Regions from separate parts of the Mus musculus genome. Here region 2 is linked to region 1. Evidence: chromatin loops called from intact Hi-C (ENCODE). Cell type or tissue: left cerebral cortex. All regions are shown on one strand.

Region 1 (8,000 bases):
AGGGCTCTCTCCAGAGGGAGTGGGAGCAGAATGGGAGGGGGAAGGGGTGGAGTCTTGGAACAAGTGAGGTATCCTGGGGACTTGCAGGGGACTGAGAGTTCAGTCAGGGCAGTTACCCAGAATTCTGATTGCTGTCAGGAGCAGTGTAACACCTGGGTTTTGGACAGAGGACCTCAGAGTCTCTCTGTGTAGGTGGCACGGGCTTTACATTGCATCTTGCCCTTCCCTCCCCCTTCTTCTGGAGCTGGGGTAGGGCACACAGATGCTGTGCATGGTGGGCTTGAGGCACAGACGAGGGTCCCTGAGTTCTGGAAACAGCCTTTACAGGCTACACAGACCTGCCCAAACTTTGTCCCACACAAAGACGTGCTTTTAGATCTGTTGGCCAGCCAGAAAATTTGCCCTCAGTCCAGGAGAGGACTTAAGATCCCTGTCTTCTTAGGCAATTGCTAGTAAACATCTTTGGGGTGGGGAGAGATAGGGCCAAGCTGCTTTTGAACTCCTGATCTTCTTGCCTCTTCCTCCCAATAAATAGTGGGATTACAGGCTCATGTTCAGGTACAACATACTTTTGGTAGGCAGGTCAGGAGCAAAAGCTGTGATGTCACCGATGGGATGCCCATATGTGTGAGCGAGCGTCCTGCAGCAGACATGGAGAGACAAAGGAAGGCAAGCTGGAGCTGGGACTCATTAGGTAAAGTTTTTGCTTAGCATGCACAAAGCCCTGGGTTCAATTCTCAGCTCCGCATAGAACAGAATGGTGGCACACACCTGTCATTCCAGCACTGGAAAAGCAGAGGCAGGGGGATAACTTCATGATTGTTTTCTAGGGCAGCCTGGGCTCCATGAGACCCTGTCTCAGTGAATGAATGAATGAATGAATGAATGAACTTGGGGGATGGTGGTGGTGCTTGCCTATGGAGTAAGTTCTAGGACAGCCAGGACTACACAGAGAAACCCTGTCTCAAAAAACAAATAGAGGGATTGGAGAGATGGCTCAGTGGTTAAGAGCACCTATTGCTTTTCCAGAGGTCCTGAGTTCAATTCCCAGCAACCACACGGTGGCTCACAACCATCTGTAATGGGATCTGATGCCCTCTTTCTGGTGTGCATTCATAAATAAAATTTAAAAATGAAAAAACAAACAAACAGACAAAAAAGATGAAAGCAAGAGGGAATAGGAACAGCCACAATGATGAATCCCTCAGATTCCATGAATCCAGGATGCACTTCTGCAGCTCAGGATGCTGAAATGAGGGAGCATCAGGAGTAGGTAGCTTCTCACCTTGATCTCTCTGTTGGAATCATAACCCAAGGGCCTCATGGAGACTCTCCAGAGACTGGCCCTGAGTCACAAACGGTGATGGTTGGATTCCCGAAGGAGCCACCCTTCTGAAGGATTCCACATCAGCGCCTGTAGAGCCAGACACATATCAGAGTGTCCTTGGGCACCATCACCTTCTGACCGATGGTGGGAAGCTCCGTCCCTTCCCCCAGTGAGATGTACCTGAGGTGGGGTGCTGGGGGCAACTCAGACGATCTGATTTGGGGTTGGTATGCCCCAACAAGCATGTCCAAGCCGTAACTCCCAGTACCCATACGTGGGTCTTTATTTGGAAGCAGGGTCTCTATATGTCATCAAGATGGAGTTATCCTGGGTCAGAGAGGGTAGTTTCCCCTGTGACTGGCATCTTCCAAGGACAGGGATGTTTAGACCTAGGCATAGAAAGGACGCACATGCCATGAGAAGTCAGGATGGAGATTGGGGAGTTAATGTGTGAGCCAAGGAAGGATGTCCAAAGACGAGTGGCCCCTGCAGAGACAAGAGGGGACCTTGACAAATCCCCACACACACCTCTATGAGGGACCAGCCATTCAGATGCTCAATGATTTCAGCCTCTGAACTATAATACAACTTATTCCTGCTGTTTTGAGCTACTTTATTTCTTGAAGATGATGGCAATCTCAAGAAATAATCCAGGACCTAGTGGGGGTACACCAATGCCCAGGGGGTGATCGACGGGTAAGGAGCAAAAGCTATGCTATGACTGATGACTGCTTATCACTGCAGCCATATCCAACCTTCCCATGTCCTTGTTTAGCCAGCATTGACACTATGAATCTGGACTGAGGCAGGTATGTTGGAGGGGACCCTAGGAAGTAGCCACACAAGAAAGGAGCCTGAAGGAAGCCACATCTCTCATCAGCGGAGACCATGCTGGCACATGTACTGCGTTAGGGTTCTCCAAAGAAATGAAGCCACAGAATATCACACAGCAGTAAAGGGTACATTCTTAGGTGTCCAAGTGTATTAGCTAACATCTATTAATCCAGCAATTACCACCTGTCTGTCAATCATCTATTATCCATCGATATCAGCCAATCAGCTGCTTGTTTAAGGAGAGATCCATCACAGGGTACTGGCTCAGGTATGTAGGGAAGATGGCTAATCCACTTCTCCAGGAGGCTCAGGCTGGAGTGAGGGCTTCTGACATTCCAGTTGGTGTTTCTCTACCCATGGGGAGAAGGGCATTTCCTCTCCTCAGTCTTGTAGCAGGGATTTAGAAAATGCCAAGGAAATTTGACCAAGGGTTCACCTTGGACACCAGAAGTGCTCAGCGAAGCTCCTCAATGACACAGTTGTGAGCAGGGCTACTTTCTAGGATCTCCTCCAAATAATGATTCGAAATTAGCGTGTACTGGGGTTAAAAGAAGGTGATCTGTAAGGTTATCATTTAGCAGCTCAGGGGCTTTTTTTCCAGAATGAACGGGTGTAGTCAATGGTCCAGTCTGACCGTTGGTTCCCAACTTCCTCTGTCTATTAAGTCGGCCTCTGCCTGGCTTCCTTAGGGCCACTTGACAGTCAATATATGTAGCTATCTTTGTGTACTGCGTGATAAGGCCAGACCTAGTCTAACAGGATTTAAAAATAGTAACGAGTAAATTTTTCAATTCAGCACTAGGGAAAGCTTCTTCCGGGTTGAGCAGCTTTGGTCGATAGACTCGGGCGTCGGTGATCAGTTTTGCATTGCCACTCTCTGGACCTCCACAGGGAAGCAAGATGGGAAACTGGCTGATGTGGGGCTCCTAGGGCAGGGTACCTCTCATATGTAACCAGGAAAATGGACAAAAAGTGAGGCTTGGGTCTGTCGGTGGTAAAGACACCGTAATTGCAGCAGTGGTTGGTTAGGGCTGGCTAGCGCTGCTCTGAAGGCAGCTGCCACCACAGAGAAGCTGGCCCTCAACAAACTTCACACTATTTTAATGCTTTGTTTGTGTCTGGAACAGAAATGTAGTCATTTAGCCAGAAGATGCTATTAAACGCAATCGATGGTGGTGATGGAAGCACCTGGAGAATGCAGAGAAGAGAGTCGAACCTGTGATCATTTTTTTGTTTTGTTTTTGTTTTTTGTTTTTAATTGACAGCATCGCATGGCTTCTAGCCTTGAGCAGTTACTGGATGAACGTGCGTGCCTGGCCCAGGGGAAAGGTCTCCTGGGACACTGCAAGCTTTATTTTAAACTGTCGAGGAGTGCCAGCCAGCAGGGAAAGCATAGGACCAGTGGCGGGAGTAAGTGGAAATATGTGTCGATTGACGGTGAGCCCTCACCTACTCCCCCCTTCCCCCAAGGCTCCTGTCACACATCCTTTGCGCTGGAAGAGGACGCCCAAGTTCTGGGCCTAAGCGTGGACAGCACGCTTTCCAGCGGACACCCACCCGAGGTTGCGATGTGCTCTTGATCGCTGGACACGTCACCGTCAATTTCACAAGGAGTCATGCAAGGCTTCTGGCTACTAAGGTCGTCCGCGCCCGCCGCCCCCCATCTCCGCTCCCGCCCCCCGCCTCCAGTGGCCTTGCAGCCAGCCGCTTAGCATCGCGCCCGCGTTCCCGACGCTCGTTCCTGCCCGAGTGAGACCCATCTGGTCACAGATCTAACGAGCATGTGCGTGCCATCCCCGCCGGCTGGCGAGGTGGCGAAGAGACGCCCGCGCCCCGCAGTCGGCGGGCTAGCTCAAGAGAGCATTCTGGGAAGCGCTTACTAATCGCGCGCCGCCCTACCCACAAAGGCGCGCAGCCCCGGGGCGCGCGGGCGGCGCAGGTGAGCGGGGGGCGCGCCAGCTGTCGTGCGCCGGGGCTGGCGCGGGGTGCGCGCGGGCGGCCGCCGCGTCTTTCTTCTCCGGTGATGTCATCGGGCGACGGCGGCCGCGGCCGGGGGGCGGCGGCGGGGGCGGTGCCGGGCGCCCGCAGGTTCCTGCGCCGCTAATGAAAAGGCACTTGACAGCGGGCCAGGGCGCGCGCGAGCCCGCGGAGCGGAGCGGGACCTGCTGGGCCGGCCGGGCCAATCGCCGGCGCGCGGCCGCCCATGGGCGCGGAGGCGGCGGGGGCGCGGGTGGCCGCGGCCCGGGCCGCTCCGAGGTGATCGCGCGCGGCGCCCCCTCTGTGCGCGCAGCCCGAGCCGCCGCAGCGATGAATTCTGCCGAGCAGACCGTTACGTGGCTCATCACCCTGGGCGTGCTGGAGTCGCCCAAGAAAACCATCTCGGACCCTGAGGTCTTCTTGCAGGCGTCGCTCAAGGACGGGGTGGTCCTATGCCGGCTGCTGGAGCGCCTGCTGCCCGGGACCATCGAGAAAGTAAGTGGCCATGGCACGGTCTTCGGGTGGGTCCCCGGCCCGGGCGGGCGGCGGGCGGCGGGGCGCGCGGGAGCACCTGGCGCGCGCCGGCTCGGGGCCCGCGCGCCCTCCTTTGTGCGCGGACCCGGCGGCGCGCAAGGCGCGGGGACCGGCGGCGGGAGTTCGGGGCGCCATTGTGTGCGGGGCGCCGGGAAGGGGACCCGCCCTGAGAGCACAGACAGCGGAGGGGGCCGCGGTGACGCTCGGGGCCGGCTCGGGGTCACGAGAAGGAGAGTTGGCTGTGCCGGCGGCGGTGGGGTTCTGCTCCACCCTAACGTGAAGTTGGGAGGTCGGCTTCGCCCCTCGCCGACACCGATCGGAAAACCTCGTCTCTGTGCCGCGCAGCTTTCTGCGATGGCTTTGTTTGAACGGTTTCGTCGCTGCCTTTGCAGTCTGACTCTTGCGTTGAATGGACCGGTGGCTGGGCATGTTTAAAGGATGCATCAAAAGCCAAGGGAGGGCCGAGCTGTGAAATGACTTACTGCCTTCCCCATCAAGGGATTCTTCACTCAGCCAAGCCTGCAGAACAGCGCACACAGGGTGCTGAAGCCCGATTTCTTTGGGGATGGGTCAGAATTTTTATCCTCACTGCCTGCTAGATTTGGAGCTGTCTGCCTGCTGCTGCTGGCTGCTGGCTCCCTGGCTCTGCAGTGTGAACCTTGACCACCGCTCTGGGTGACCAAAGTTTGTTTTCGTTTGTAAGCTCACAGAGCGGGCCGGGTCAGGGGTTGGGAGCACTTCTAAGAACAACCATGTTTTATAGGTCAAAAAATAATAAAGTCCTGTGTTCAAGATTATGCCAATACACAGTTTACAAGAAAACTTAAGATCCTTAGTAATTTAAAAGGTGTTAAGTACAGAAATGGAAGTGTCCCATAATTAGGAAGAAGTAACACTTCTTAATGGAGTACACACACACACACACACACACACACACACACATGCACATACACACAGACAGGCCCTAGGCAGGACACTCTGTTAATGCATATTAAGTGACCTGAAAAAGCAGAAATTCTAATTGTATTCATAAATTGGCATGCTGCAGTGTCAGAAAACATTTACCATGAGTTCCACATGCGTACCACAGGTTTTAGGTGTTTTCTTGAACATTGTATTGAAAACGACATGCATCTTAGAAGGACTAACTGATGTGGGAAACACTGTTTATAAGTGGGGCAGATCAATAAAGTTACAATTTTAAGATGCAACGACTGAAGAGAGCAGGGTGTGACTTGCCAGACACTGAGAAAACCCGGCTGTCCCCTGGCCATTGGTGATAATAAAAGACAGACGTCTGAGTGAGACACATGCTAAGGTTCTTAAAGATAACCCTGTTCTGTTTCTGAGGCAAAGCTGTAAAAAGATTCCTGTGCTATGTCAATGGACATGTTCCCATCCATGAACACGTCACGTGACATGTTTGCAGCGTTGATGTGGTCAGGCAAACTTCAAAAATTCATATTCTATTTTAAATTCTAGAAAGATCCCGTGAGGAAGTTGCAGCGCCTCTTTCATCTCTGACACAACACAGAGAGAGATGAATAAAAAGGGCTAGCCTCTGGCAGCTAGATTGGTCTCAAACATTCTGAAACTACAGTCGAGTGGAAATCTCTTGGGTCGGTGTTGTTTTAACTCTCTTTTTGAAGGCTGATGACCCTGTACAGATAGTCCCTGGCTCTTGAGTGAGGGGTATTTGTGGGGAGTAAACCATCAGCCACTGTCTGAAATTCTGGATTCCACGAGTTTGCATCTGCCATGAAGTCATCCGCACTTGGCAATGAATGCCTGCATGGAATCACATTTGTCTTGAAGCACATGTGTGGGGCAGCTTTTGCTTCCGTGCTGGAATGCCAGAGGGAGACCCTCTCTCCTTAAAAAGGAAATGCCTGGAAACAGAGCTGAACTTATGTGCGGCACGTGAAGGGTCTTAGCTGGACCCATTGCTACGTGGGCATGCTGACACTGGAGGGTTGTGAGCAGCGTAGGACTTCCCTTTCTCAAGTTCATGAGTTTAAAATGGAGTCCAGGCCTGGGAATGAGTGCCGAAGGAAGGCTTCCCATGTGTCTTTTATTAAGAGCACGTCCTGTTGTGTTTCACAACTGGGTTGGCTAGCGGGGACGGGACATTCCTTGAGCTCCAGCTCAGGCAAAGAAAATGGTGGGTTAGGGTCCCTTTCCTGAAGCCTCTGTGTTTACTTCTCTTTGGAGGCGAGAGGAGTGAGCTACAGACTGGTGGTAAGGGGTTCTGCTAACTGCTGCCTGCTGCCTGCCACGGCTCTTGGTTGCAGGAAAGAGGGAGGCTGGGATTGGCAAGTTTCCCCAGCTCTGGGGATCAAACTTTTGCCCTTTGATTGTTCTCTGAAGAGTCAGGCCTGAGCTGGTCCCATCCTGTTCCCTCCCTTTTCTGATCCCAAACCTGTCTTAGCCATCGGGTCCCTGAGCCTTGGCAGCACCATCCTTAGTAAACTCCTGCTTCAGACACTTCTAGGTTATTTTGTCCAAAGGAGGCACACCCTAGATGCAGGAATTTTAGAGGATAGAAAACCACCAAGCATAATCTGTGCTAAAATGCTGTTTTAATTTTACTCGTGGACGCAGTGTACAAAGTTGCTTAATTTCCCTAAAAGCCTCCAGGAACTTTGTTCCTACTGTGTGTCCCTGAATGGGTCAGGGAAGCTGTGTGCAGTCCACATGGCATTCTCTGTGGGAGAACTGGGGTCACCAGGATTTGGGAGTGTAACTGAAACCAGGGGTCCCTCCCCACCATATATGCATTTGTTTCGTGGTCTGGTGGCCAGAAATTCGTGACCAAGGTATGGCATGTGCTTCCTACATATGCTGGGACACTTGCCACTTGCCCAGGCCTTTCTCATACGCTCAGGGATCCCTAAGTTTGTGGAAGCACACCTGTGAAGCACACCTGTGTTATATGAAGTTCTCACTGTGGGCAAATCCGTTCTGTCCAAATCCACCGTACGTCCTCTACCTGGTATGAGGGCATCTCCCCAATTACCTCCCGAGTGACCATCACCAGGTAAAACCACATTCTGAGGTCCTGGGGGGCTGGGCCCCCCCATGTGTGAATTTTGTGGAGCGTAATCCAACCACAGCTGATCTCAATCAACTTTTAAGAACTTTCTTAACCTACTTGACATTGTGGGAGCCAACTTTTGGCATTTTTTAAAATTATCTAAAACAAATTTTAAATTTAAATATACTCTAATCATATTCTTTCTCTCCTCCAAGTCTTTCTAGATGCTCACCCCCAACTTTAAAATCTTTCTCTAAAAACAAAACAAACAACCAGCACGACAGCCTCAGTGCC
Region 2 (8,000 bases), 52 kb after region 1:
GCTTAGGTGCTGTTCACCTTCTGCAAAATGGCCTGTGGGTGCAGTTGCGTGGCTTCATGGGACTGTTCCTAACTGTTAGGATTTTCAGAACCCATCTGCTTCCCCCAGTAGTCCTCTAAAATCTGATGCCTACTGCTCACAGCCCCTCCCCCATTTAAAATCTTCCACTTCTCACTTTAGCGTGCTGTAGGAGGAAGGGGAGCAGTGTTTGCAGTGGGTCTTGAAACACTTGTCCAAGCCTGGCCATTGTCATTGCAGTGTTCTCACTGCCTTTTAGAGCTGTAGACGTTGTCACTTCCCTTAGGTTTAGCCTAAGCATTTGTCACAACTCTGTTCAGGTCCTGCTGTGGTTGGGTTCAGGTCTAGTGATGGGCAGGCAGTGCTTTGCCAAGTAGAGATAAGGGACGGATAGCGGCTGTAAGGGGCCTGTGTGACCTGTGTGACTGCACCGCCTCCTGGTATCTGCAGCATCGCACTCCCCTCCTTGGCTGGCAGTGTACTGTCGAGGGCAGAGTTCAGATGGCCTGAGTCAGAGCTCATTTCCCCACGTGTAAGATGGTTTGAACTGTAAGATCTAGCCTTTGCATGCACTGCTGTGACATTTACCCTCAGCAAGCTTATCTCCACTCTGTCGTGACTGGATGCTGTCACTGCCTAGCTGTGCTTTATGATGGTCTCTCCTAGGCCTGGGAAGGGTGCCTGGCCAGCAGTGTGACTGTGTTCTGACTGCCCTCCTGGAAATTACCAAAGATAATTGACTTTGTCCTTAAGAGTATGTTCCCTGCCATAGTGTTTGCATGTTGAGGAAGAGGATCCACAACGGAATAAGATTCAATTCTTATCTTAAAGGACAGTAGCTTGTTCAGGGTCATCTTAGGTGAGAGCGTTGTAATTGTTATGAAGCTCTGTCTTTATCCCTGAGGAGCAGTAGGTGGACGTAAGCTCAAAATCTGCAGGAGCCTGGAAGATGAGGAGCCAGGGCTGGATCTCACTGTCTGATCAGTGTGGACCATTTGCATTATACTTAAATAGCACCACTTACTTACCATTCATTGTCAGTCAGTCTTGTTCTGAAATCACAGATTCTGCCTGACAATATGGTAGGACAAAAGTATAATTTTAAACCTTGCAAGCAACACTCCAGAAATATCTGCCAAGACTTGTGTGTGTGTGTGTGTGTGTGTGTGTGAGAGAGAGAGAGAGAGAGAGAGAGAGAATGAATGAGTATAGCTTCCTCATAAACCTCTTGTGGCGGAACTGATTGATGTCAAGGTGTTGGGTCAGTCTGTCCTGTGAGAGGGTCTCCATTCCTATTGAGATGGCGGAGGAGAGACACCTTTCCCTGGCACTTCCTAGGTGTAGCCAGCCAGATAAGGATGCCTTTTAGTCATTTAGGTCTGAGTCACCCAGCTTGGTTTGTTTTTAGTTTAGTATCTCAGGGTGTATCGCATCAGTTGTGTGGTCAGGACATCAGCACGAGTGTCTGGATAGGCTCTGTCTGTGTGTCTGCGCTGTTGAGCCTTCTGGATTTTAAATTCTATGCGGTGTCTACATGTTGGTTCCTGTGGGCTCTCCTGCCTCTGTCTAGGTTGGCTTATATCTTGGTAGTCTTGAGGCACTGTTCTCCCTCAAGGAGCGTTCTCATGTCTGCTGATGTGGACGCCACTGATGACTCCTAATGCATGGCACACATGGCTTCCAAGGCTGGGCCCTGGCTTCCTTTACCTTTGCGGTGAGGACACAAGGAGTCCTGGTCTCCTCCCGCCAGCCTTGCAGTGCTGTTCCCTTGTGACCCACATTCCTGCAGCAAGCTGCTTCTGAACGCTGGCAGATACGACACTGCAGGGCTTTGCTCTTCACACTCTTGTGTGTAGAGCGTGGCTGTGGACACGTGCGCTTGCCCAGTTGCCCAGAGGTGACACTGTGGAGAGTGTAGTACAGGCCAGGGTAGAAGAGTTCACCTGGGTGTTTGTCCTCTTCTGCCTCACAGTCTGTCACCTACTGAAGGACGCAGTGGGGTCCTCTGGGAAGGAATGCTCCTCACAGCAAATTAGCATACATTAGGGTTTCCTTCCTTCCTCCCTCCCTCCCTCCCTCCCTCCCTCCCTCCCTCCCTCCCTCCCTCCCTCCCTTCTTTCTTCTGAGTCTCTGTGGAGCATTAGCTGCCAACACTGTATAAGTGCTGTGTTTTAGATTTGGGGTGGAAGGGACCCTTGTTGCTGAGGAGTGTGCCAGTACCTACTCAAAATCACCTTTATTTTGCGTCACAGCGTCCTGAGAGGAGGAGGTACTGTGTTAAAAGTGCTTTTGTTCTAGATGGTCTGATGTTTCTGGAAGTCCTGTTTGTTTGGAGTTGGAGGCCTCACCTTGCTGATGGACACTGCTTGTGGACAACTCCCCCACCCCTGTGCTTAAAGCAGAGGCTTCTCTGACCAGTTCTGCTGCCTGGAGCTAGTTGTCATTCTCCACAGCAGCTCCACTTGGGCCTGTCCGGTCTCATTTGAGGAACCGGGTCAGAGGCTTGTTGACCCTCCCCACAAGACACCTGGAACTCCATGTGATGGGTCCCAGCCCCAGTTAGGCCAGTGTTTGTGTGCCTGCAGGATGAAGACTAATCTGGGAACTGTAGTGAGGAAAAGTCTTACAGCTGCAGTAAGCCTGGGTTAGAGATGGAGGAGGTCAGAAAATTGTGTCCTGATAGGACAGTTCTGGGGTGGATCCGTTCTTAGCAACTGTGCCAGGTAGGTAGGCTTCTGTGTGTCCTCCTGTTGTTTTGATTGAGACAGTGTTACAGTTTGCTCAGAAGATCTGGGGCCGCATGTGAGCAGGCACCTTCATGCCAGCCCACAGGATCACCTTAATGGTGACAACTTATCAGGTAGACACTGGGCAGTTGATGCCACATTTTTCCTGTTTCATGCTCTTGTACACGAGCTAAGCCTGACACTGCATTTGGATACCATTACTAACCATAAAATAAGGAGTATGCCCAGGCAGAGCACTTGAGAGGTCTGGAAGAAGTTATGGCAGGAGGTGGCAGCTAGGTCAGATTGACTAGTCTAGAAGACTAGATAGACTATAGTCTTTGAAGATCTGGAAATGTGGTTAGTTTTGGCCTTGGATCCAGGGTCACAGGCTTCTACTAAACCTGGATAGATGGACCGTCATGGCAGGAGATGGGCAGGCAGATGTGCACTTCTGGTCTACATGGTGACGGTGGCCTACACCTTCCATGCACTGTGAAAGCCAGCCTCCCTGCAAGCCTGCGCTGTTAGCCCAGTGTGCATCCAGGCTGTGTGTTCTGTCCTGGACACCTCATGGCTCTGGGCGCAGTTTCTGTGTGTTACTGGCTGGTTTATGAAAGCTGTTTCAGGGAAGGTCCCGGGCCTCTCTCCTGGTTCCTTTGGCACAAATGCTCTCTGAACTAAAGGACTTTTGCTTTTTGTTGTTTAGATTGCTGTTTAGTGAAGTAGTCCTTTCTGCTCCTTGGAAAAGCAGTCCTGTCTGAATGCTCTTAGGCTTAGAGTATGCCTTCTGTTTTGTCTCTTCTTATTGTTGGGTTTCCTGAGGAGGAAGGTAGTGGTAGGCTCACTGAGTTCTGACGTCATGCTGAAGCCCATTGGCAGGCAGATGCAGCCAGTCAGGTCCTCCGTGGTATCTGGGTAGGAGAGCTATATAATCCTGGAATAACAGGAAGCTTCCCATATTTCACATCCTGTTGTTCTGGGGTTTGTGACTTGCTGCCTTGCCATAATGAAGGTTAGTGGACATTTGTGTGTGTGTTTCTTGGGGATTATGCCGTAGCTTGAGTCTTCCAGGCACAGGGTTAGAACTGAGAGCTGAAGGATAGACCATCGCTGCAGCAGTTTATAACTCAGGGGGCTTCACGTTTGCATGAGAAAACAGGCCTAGGCAGGACAGTCATTTTATTCTTTAAAAAGATATAACTTAACTCATATGGGACTCTTAAAAATCTGAACAGGGAGGGAGGTAAGCTTAGACAGAGTTCTCATTTGGACTGGCTTTCTGTTGGGCACAGGTGTTACAGCCCAGGAATCAAGACTGTAGTCATAAAGGTTCTGAGGGCTCAGCCTGGAGGCTCAGAGGGCTTCCTGACATATTACCGTTTGTGCTTTGGTTTGGTTCTTGGGAGCTTTCAGCAACATCCTTTTTAGAACAGTTTTGACCCTCAGCCTCTTTTTTGAGCTACATCTGACTCTCTGGATGAGTGCCCCACAGATCCACGGAGTCCTGGTCAGGTATGCATTAACTAGGCAGTGTGAAATGTGTGGTCTGGTCTGCTTCTTTGGGCTTTACGCTCTAGAGTGGAATGCACACATCAACACTGGCCACAAAGTTTTCCTTGTGATCAGTGTACTTGGGGGATTTCTGGAGCTCAGGAAGGCTCAGGCCTGCTCCTCTCCTTCAGGAAGGAAGATGAGTAAGGCTCAGCAGGAAGGGGAAGGGGGTAGGGTGTGGGAGGCAGGAAGGGGGCGGAGGAGGGAGTTCCTGGCACTGAGAAAGACTGCAGATGGAGGCGAGGAGGGCGAGGTACAGTGCCAGCCCATAGGTGTTCATCCCAGGCAGAGAACCAAGATGGTTCCAGTTTGCTTCAAGAGAGAAACAATACGGGATATATTTTGGCATCCAGGCTTTTCTTTCTATAATTTGTACCAGTGAGGTTTTTCTAGGATACAGTGTTGGAGGATTTGGTTATCAGAATGTCAGTGTTTTAGCATATCTGCAAGCATGCACATGCACACACACACACACACACACACACACACACACACACGCTCTCGAGCCTCCAAACAAAAGCCAGACGTGGTTAACCAGGTCATCTTTTGTATGTTCTCTCTCCTAGATTTAGGTTGGTGGTACATCCACATAACACACAAATGCACACACACTGGTACACATACACGTATGCTCACACACATTTGGTTTTCAGATGTCTTATAATCAGGCTAGCTCATGCATCTTCTCTTCCTGCCTTAAGCTTGTGGTGTGACTAACTCCGGGTCAGAGTGGGCTGCCTATAGCCTAGGTTCTTCAGAACTCTGCTCAGAGGCCCTACCCTGTCTCTCCTCTGGGATCCGCTTTATCTCCCACCCGTTGGCTGTCATCCTCTGTGCTTCCCTGTGTCTGCATGTCCTTGTGTGCAGTGGGGTGAATTTAGTTTACCTCCCTTCCATGCTGGAAGAGAGCATCCTTGGCATGTCCATGGGCTTTTATGGTCTAAGGAGAGAGGATTACAAGCTACCATGAGCCTTTCCTGGGTACCATTAACTGTTGGCTCCTGGCCCACATCCTGGCTTTCGCCTCACCTGGGTACTAAAGGGAGCCGAGTTAGGTTTGGTGCTCTTCCAAGGGCTTGATGCCCCATAAGGAGATCCTCACAAGGGACTTCCAATGGACTCCTTTCCCAGGGAGCCACTTGGAGGCTGTGCTGTCTCTTGGGTTTTTCAGACAATGCTGCTGACCATGTGAAACCACATATTGTCGGGAGTTTTGTTTATTCTGTGCTAGCATAAAACTCAGTACTAATTTTCTTGCTTTATTTTCTTCTTTCAGACTTTTGATGCAAATGATTTGTATCAGGGGCAGAACTTTAACAAGGTCCTCAGCTCCTTGGTGACACTAAATAAAGTGACAGCAGGTAAGACTCTTTAGGTGTCCTCCCATTGAGGATGTGAAGGCTCATGGCTTTGGTTTTCTGTCCTCAAGGTAAAATGAGCCTTTGTTCATTTGTTCATTTGGCATTTCACCTTCCGCTGATGGTGGTCTGTGAGTGCTGGGGCAGCACTTCCTGGTGCAGGGAGCCTTCACTCCTCAGCTGCCCTTTCCCTGAGCCCTGCATCTCCTGCCTCCTGACTTTACAGCAGGAGTGGGGGCTGTTGGTTCAGAACACTGGGCTGTGCCACTGCTGGGGTGTGGCTGTGTCTTCACTGGTACACGGTTAAGATTCAGAGCATGTGGTACTTTCACACTCCTTACCACTCACAATGTTGGTGTCTTAGTCAGGGTTTCTATTCCTGCACAAACATCATGACCAAGAAGCAAGTTGGGGAGGAAAGGGTTTATTCAGCTTACACTTCCATACTGCTGTTCATCACCAAGGAAGTCAGGACTGGAACTCAAGCAGGTCAGGAAGCAGGAGCTGATGCAGAGGCCATGGGGGGATGTGACTTACTGGCTTGCTTCCCCTGGCTTGCTCAGCCTGCTCTCTTATAGAACCCAGGACTACCAGCCCAGAGATGGTCCCACCCACAATGAGCCCTCCCTCCCCTTGACCACCAATTGAGTAAATGCCTTTCAGCTGGATCTCATGGAGGCATTTCCTCACCTGAAGCTTCTTTCTCTGTGATGACTCCAGCTGTGTCAAGTTGACACACAAAACCAGCCAGTACAGTTGGTTTCCAAGTCCCTTGTTTAGTGTGGCCTTGAGTCCCACAATGATTTTTGGTCAGCGGTGGGCTGTGCTGTGGTGCATGCCTGGGTAGCCTCTGCCAGCTACTTCTGTGTGTGCTGTCTTCAGACATGACTGGCTTATATGACATGTGGCTGTTCATCCCTGCCTCCACGGTGTGGCTTGTGTGGCGTGTGGTCTTGGAGAAGGGCATGTGTGCTGTGTGCTGGAGACTTAAGTGCCTGGCAGTTCCTCGTTGAGCAGTTCCTGTTGTTCCAGACATCTATAGACTGGCGTGAATGACATTAGAGAACCAGTAAGTCAGTCGTCTGCAGACTGCTCCTGGAGAGGTAATTGGGGGATGACCGCGTCATTTACGGAGCAGAAGAATCTGCTCTTTGTTAGTGTGAATGGCCTGCTTTGTTGTGGACTTCTGGTGTGTCCCTCCACACTGGCCCGGTTTTAGACCCAGTGTGTGTTGAAGGCACATGGTATCAGGCCTTCAGCACTTCTTGTGTGTGTTCCACCTTTTCAGACATTGGACTAGGAAGTGATTCTGTGTGTGCTCGGCCTTCGTCCCATCGGATAAAGTCTTTTGATTCCCTGGGATCCCAGTCTTCACACAGTAGGACTTCAAAATTGCTTCAGAGCCAGTACCGAAGCTTGGTAAGTAAGATGTTTTATTTTTTGATTCAAAGACATTTTGGGCACAAGGGTCTGCAAAAGTGCTTGGGAGGATCCGTGAGCCCATGCAGACGGGATGTGGGACACCTTGGGCTCCTGGCGTTGCTGGGTGGCTCCTGCTGTGTGTGGTGGCATGTGCTTTTCACTGGACTCCACAGATACTGAGCCAAGTGCTCTTGGACACTTGCTTATCTGGGTTTATCCTGAAGGCTGCAGCTGCTTCTCTAGAGAGGTGAATGCTTTGACATCCAGCCCTCAGGTAATCGCTCGCTGTGCACATGAATTTGAGAATAAACATCACCTTTATGCATAAACCTGGCTCCACAGAGAGAGCATGATTCAGGAGCCTGCTGCCAGGAGAACAGGGCAGGCCCCAGGTTGTGGGGCAGGCACTACAGTGAGGATGCACAGCACTCAGAGGCGCTCAGGGCTGTGTTCAGCTGTATCCTTACGCCTCTTTTTGTTTTTTACATCCCTCTGAAGCCACCCAAACTCAATCTCGTGAACTCCTTAAGATCCCATTAGCAGACCCCACAACTTCCTTTTTGAGTTACGTTAGAGCACATGGGAAACCGTGTCCTGTTAAGCCTTTGGAAGGACTTGCTCATTTGACTCATAGCAGGAGTGCTTCCAGTTTCTCTGAGACTCTTGGGGAATCGGGACTGCCATCCATCCCACTGGCTGGAAAGATTGCGTGGTGGGGGCACCTGCTAAGCCGTGCAACTCCCTTAGAGCAGAAGACTGAAGTCAGCTCTTTCTCTGCCTAAAGCCTGCTTCCTAAGCCTTCCTCAGTCAGCTCTGGCTGCCCTGGACTGAGAATGTGTGTGTGGGGGAGGAGGTTGCAGCCTCTGTCCTGGTGCTGTTGGGGGGATGGCAGCCCTTGTTCCCCAAGAGGAAATGTGAAACT

The links. Peaks named below come from ENCODE experiments on the same cell type or tissue, not always from the same donor. Only the 100,000 strongest peaks of a DNase experiment are listed, where the experiment ranks them.
Region 2: a loop joins it to region 1, with 2.4 times the contacts of the local background. A loop is called at or near these places in 3 of 42 quality-filtered maps.

What each region holds. Positions count from the first base shown.
Region 1 is chr8:11,723,784-11,731,783 of GRCm38, forward strand. Arhgef7 (Rho guanine nucleotide exchange factor (GEF7)) reads left to right here and starts at 4,275. Exons shown (of 22, transcript NM_001372321.1): 1 at 4,275-4,633. The coding sequence starts at 4,469. In left cerebral cortex, no CTCF peak of the experiment used is centred here; DNase peaks (open chromatin) are centred at 4,017, 4,467, 4,934, 6,226 and 1 more place; H3K4me3 peaks cover 2,299 bases; H3K27ac peaks cover 1,660 bases.
Region 2 is chr8:11,775,581-11,783,580 of GRCm38, forward strand. It overlaps Arhgef7 (Rho guanine nucleotide exchange factor (GEF7)), which reads left to right. Exons shown (of 22, transcript NM_001372321.1): 3 at 5,575-5,659; 4 at 6,945-7,075. Among named protein-coding and RNA genes, the nearest start is that of Arhgef7, 52 kb to the left of the region's middle. In left cerebral cortex, no CTCF peak of the experiment used is centred here; DNase peaks (open chromatin) are centred at 51, 1,092, 1,413, 1,757 and 5 more places; H3K4me3 peaks cover 604 bases; H3K27ac peaks cover 2,760 bases.